Linked DNA regions of Homo sapiens: region 2 is linked to region 1. A link is an interaction called in ENCODE POLR2A ChIA-PET data of the cell type or tissue named here. Cell type or tissue: PC-9. All regions are shown on one strand.

The links. Peaks named below come from ENCODE experiments on the same cell type or tissue, not always from the same donor. Only the 100,000 strongest peaks of a DNase experiment are listed, where the experiment ranks them.
Region 2: POLR2A ChIA-PET joins it to region 1 with 5 read pairs; 4 of 35 experiments call an interaction of 5 or more read pairs at or near these places.

The regions. Positions count from the first base shown.
Region 1 is chr3:197,482,129-197,484,628 of GRCh38, reverse strand. No RefSeq gene overlaps it. Among named protein-coding and RNA genes, the nearest start is that of LINC02012, 26 kb to the left of the region's middle. In PC-9, no CTCF peak of the experiment used is centred here; DNase peaks (open chromatin) are centred at 1,148 and 2,456; H3K27ac peaks cover 875 bases.
Region 2 is chr3:197,420,698-197,423,197 of GRCh38, reverse strand. It overlaps LOC105374308 (a long non-coding RNA gene), which reads left to right. Exons shown (of 5, transcript NR_189108.1): 4 at 2,120-2,218. Among named protein-coding and RNA genes, the nearest start is that of LINC02012, 88 kb to the left of the region's middle. In PC-9, no CTCF peak of the experiment used is centred here; a DNase peak (open chromatin) is centred at 1,167; H3K4me3 peaks cover 364 bases; H3K27ac peaks cover 1,711 bases.

The DNA of each region.
Region 1 (2,500 bases):
TGGGTATGACCCTCTTCTAAACAACCTTCAGCTTCAGGGCCCTGTCAGTGATGTGGCCTTCTGCAACATCCAGTCACTCACTGGGTATCCCTGTGTCCTCAATTAGTGCCGGACCCAAGCTGGGTCCCTGCCGCAGCAGTCTCATGATCTTGTTGGGGAAGTAGGGGGACATTTGAGGCACCCAGCACAAGGCACTCTAAGGCAGGCATGGCTCCTGGTATAACCAGTGGGTTGTTAGAAGAAGCAGAGAAGAGCCTCATGGGCACGTTGGCTTTTGGAGGAGATGAGGCTGGAACTGGAGTTTGAGCATTACGTGCTGGGATGGGAGTTTCGAGTAAAGTCACTGCAGTAAGAATACACACGTTTTCTCGCAAGGGTAGAGGGAAGGAAAGTTGTTAGGGCAGCCTCAGAGTCATCAGGTAAAAGCCTATGGTTTTTTTTTGTTTGTTTGTTTGATTTGCTTTTTCTTTGAGATGGAGTTTTACTCTTGTCTCCCAGGCTAGAGTGCAATGCAAGATCTCAGCTCACTGCAACCTCCACCTCCTGGGTTCAGGTGATTCGCTTGCCTCAGCCTCCTGAGTAGCTGGGATTACAGGTGCCCACCACCATGCCTGGCTAATTTTTATATTTTTAGTAGAGACGGGGTTTCAACATGTTGGCCAGGCTGGTCTCAAATTCCTGACCTCAGGTGATCCACCCGCCTCGGCCTCCCAAAGTGCTGGGAATACAGGCATGAGCCACCATGCCCAGCCAGGCCTGTGTTTTTTAAGCATTTTTTAATCAGCACAGTAATCCTTTGCCAAAGGAAACTCTACTCAGAATGTGTCAACCTGCTAAAAGCAGAACTGCTGTATCCTTTCAGCTTCCTTCCTACCCCAGTGTTACACCTCAGCCCCACCGCCACCTCAGAAAATGAGTGAAGCTTTATAGCAGGACTAGTTCAACCTCATTATTGGACCAGAAGGGAAACTGAGGCATAAAGAGCAGAAGAGACAAGCTCAAGCTCAGGGTTTTTTCCACCAGTCCTTGCTGCCTCCTGAATGAGGCCAGACTGGAGCCACTTTCAGCCAGGCTAAGGGATGTAGCTTCCATAAGATGGAGAACGTTGGATTGTGTTTGGACAAAGGCATTTTTTCTGTCATTCCGGTTTGACAGCCCAGCTAGTGCTGCAATCTCTTGATGTTTCAATTTTTTTTTTTTTTTTTTTTTTTTTGAGACAGAGTCTTGCTCTGTCATCCAGGCTGGAGTGCAATGGCTCAATCTCGGCTCATTTCAACCCCCACCTCCCAGGTTCAAGAGATTCTCCTGCCTCAACCTCCTGAGTAGCTGGGATTACAGGCATGCACCACCACGCCTGACTAATTTTTGTATTTTTAGTAGAGACGGGGTTTCACCATGTTGGCCAGGCTGCTCTCAAACTCCTGACCTTAGGTGATCCACCTGCCTTGGCCTCCCAAAGTGCTGGGATTACAGGCACAAGCCACTGCACCTGGCCTGTTTCAATTCTTTCACTGAGAAGACTAGCATATTGAAATCACCTGAGAAATAGCTCTAGCAATGCAAGGTTAGAAAAACTGGTAGGGATGGTGGTTTGGGCTCAAGAGGGAGATGTCATTCGGTTAAGTTTTGGTAAATAGATGAACTGACAGTGAATAAGTTCGATGGAAGAATCAGTGCTTCCTTAAACTGCAGCATAAATTATGCCCGTTCATTCCTTGGCCAAATGATGTGAGGAACTGATCAACATCTGCGGAAGCTACGAGAGACCTTCTGCCTCTGTCTCTCCTGGGGTTTATCTTGGCCAGGGCTCTTTCTAGTAGGTTTCTGCCAGTTTTCATGACAAAGCTTCATTTCAGTGACCTTGAGAAGGCTAGACGGGACTTGGGGTGAGGTGAAACATCTAAGAAAGGCAGCAGATGCATTAATTGTTTCTTGCTTATTCTTTCAAACACGCAAGCCGAGAAATGCTGTTGGAGAAAATCAGTCACTTCCCGAGGTCTCAAACTGCCCCGCCACAGTCGACCAGGAGAGCTGCTCTCCCAAGCCTTGATTCCCCTAGCACCACCCTCTACGGTTTGTAAAGAACTTTCAGATGCATTCTCTCATATGAGTCTCACAGAAATGCTGTGAGGCAGACCAGGTAGGCATTGTTCCCATTTGAGGGATGGGTCAGAGAGACAAGGAGGCTTGCCCAAGATGGTGTTGCTAGTTAGCATGTATTCAAATATTCTTTGGTCTATACTTCTTTATGAATGATGTTTGTTATCACAGCACGGAGCCAGGGCTTCGGACTTGCTCCCTAGCACTCTTTTGGCCCCATCAGGCTCTTTCACCTAAGGATGTAAATAAAAATGGATTTTCCACTGGAAACAGGTCAAATGACTTAATACAGCCACAGACAATTCGGAGCAAGCTGGTAAATCCTAAATGAGTCATGCTTCATTTGAATAACAAACCAGACAAACGCTCAGGCCTACAGCAGAAAGAAATAGGATTATAC
Region 2 (2,500 bases), 61 kb after region 1:
TGTAATCCCAGCACTTTGGGAGGCTGAGGCAGGCGGATCACTTGAGGTCAGGAGTTCAAGACCAGCCTGGCCAATATGGCAAAATTCCATCTCTACTAAAATTACAAAAATTAGCTGGGCGTGGTGGCAGGTGCCTGTAATCCCAGCTACTCAGGAGGCGGACACAGGAGAATCACTTGAACCTGGGAGGTGGAGGTTGCAGTGAGCCAAGATTGCGCTATTGCCCTCAAGCCTGGGCAACAGAGTGAGACTCTGTCCAGCCCCCCCAAAAAAATTTAAAAAATACTGTTGGGAGTTCTGCTAAGCTGGGAGAGAGAGCTGAGCTGTCAGGTGTCAGAGTAGCCCATCACAGCAAGAATGAGCCAAAAAAAAAAAAGTAACAGTGCAGCCTTTAATCACTTGCTATAACAGTGTTAATATAAACAGGAGGCTAAAGCCAGAGAAGCCGCTGGCTCTCCTGTTTCATTTTCCCCATGAAACAGTGCACCGTTCAAGGGTCAGGTGGATCCGTGCAGATGTGGCGGACATTGCACTGTTGAGGGAGCCCCCAACCAAAGGCTCCAGCAGTTTTATGGACCCTGGGGTCGGGGTGTGGGGTAGAGTGGAAAAATCCTGGGTGCTGATTCAGAGTGGGGAAGCATGTCTTCAGGGTTCGCCCTCCTCCCCCTGGTAAAGAGGCCTCGGAAGAGGCACCTGAAAAAAAACCTCAGCCGAAGGCCTCAGAGAAAGAGATTTAGGAATGAAGACACTGGGCTAGGAATGCAAATATGTGAAGAGCATAGCATAGCAGGGCTGAGTCCTTAACTCCCCTCAGAGCCTCCTGTGTGCTGGCTGGGCACCAGGTCTGGTGTGGGGAGGGGAGCTTCCCCAGGAGGGCTGCCAGGTCAAGCCTCTGCCATTGCTTGCAGTCAGACCTGAAAAATCACACATAGGTGTTTGACCAGGAGCCAGACTCGTCAAATACATACACCCCACAATGGAGCAGGTGCGCCAGAATGTTATCCGTGGTTTCTCTTGGTCAGGGCCGTCCAACAGACATGTGATGTGAGTCATATATATGATTTTACGGTTTTTAGTAGCTTCTGAAAACAGTAAAAAGGAACAGGTCAAATTAATTTTAATAATATATTTGTTGGCTGGATGGGTGCAGTGACTCACACCTGTAATCCCAGCACTTTGGGAGGCCGAGGACGGGTGAATCATCTGAGGTCAGGAGTTTGAGACCGCGTGACCAACGTGGCGAAACCCTGTCTCTACTAAAGATACAAAAATTAGCTGGGTGTGGTGGCGGATGCCTGTAATCCCAGCTACTCGGGAGTCTGAGGTAGGAGAATTGCTTGAACCTGGGAGGCAGATGTTGCAGTGAGCCAAGATCATGCCACTGGACTCTAAAAAAAAAAAAAAATTATGTATTGTCCAATATATCCAGAATGTTATCATCTCAGGCATGTAATGAGTATTTTTGAAAGTATTAATGAGATATTTTACATTTTTTGAACTAAATCTTCCACTCCGGTGTATATTTTATACTTACAGTGCATCTCCGTTCAGATCAGCCGCATTTCCAATGCTCGGGAGCAGCGCATGCTTACTTGCTACCGTGTCAGAGGCGGCACTGGGCTAGGCGATGGGTGGGCTTATGAATTCTTAAAACATATATTTCCACGTTTTCTACCATAAATGTGCATTTTACATTTTATTTAGAAAATTATAGTCTATAAATATAATCTTATCTAGGTTTTGTTTATTTTCTATTTTATTTTAGTAGAAATTTCCTCTTTAAAATCCGGGCTTTGTCTGCATCTGTGGTGGTCTAAGAATAAAAGGGGCTACTTCCTTTTTGAGAGAGTGAGCCCAGAAAGCATCGACTGGGCAAGGACTACACTCGGCTCAACTTTGGAACCTCAGGAAGAGGTCCTCGTGGTGGCAGACAGAGGGGACTGCACCAGGGTGGACACCTGGGTGGGAACCTGGGCGGGCCGAGGCCTCCTCTCTGCCTGGTGCGGCTTCCTGCATAGGTCTGACCACCACTCAGACCAAAGCCACCCCGCCCCAGAACTGGGGTCTGACCAGACATCTCTCACTGGCCCCCACTTACAAATATGCAACTCTTTCTTAGCAGCTGCATGTCTTCAAGGAATGATGGGACACTATGTTTAAGCTCCAGAAATCGAAGCAGGACTCAAAGAAGCAGGCCAGTTCTGCTCTGCCCCCAAAGGTGAGTGCTTACTCTTTACTGCTGCATTTTGGAACAGTAAAAAAATAATCGTTTACAGCAGAGCATCAGAGAATGCACAGTCCAAGGCTTATAGGAAATACTTGCAGGTTGGTTAGCTGGTTGGCTAGTTGGTTGGTTGGGAAACATCTGCTGTGGGAAGGTAGAAGAGAATTGGCCCTGTGGCTAGAGACAGCTTGGAAATGGAAAGAACCCTGAACTGGGCTCAGGACCAGGTCCCCTGACCTCTCTATGTGACCTTGAGCAATGCACTTCCCTACCTGG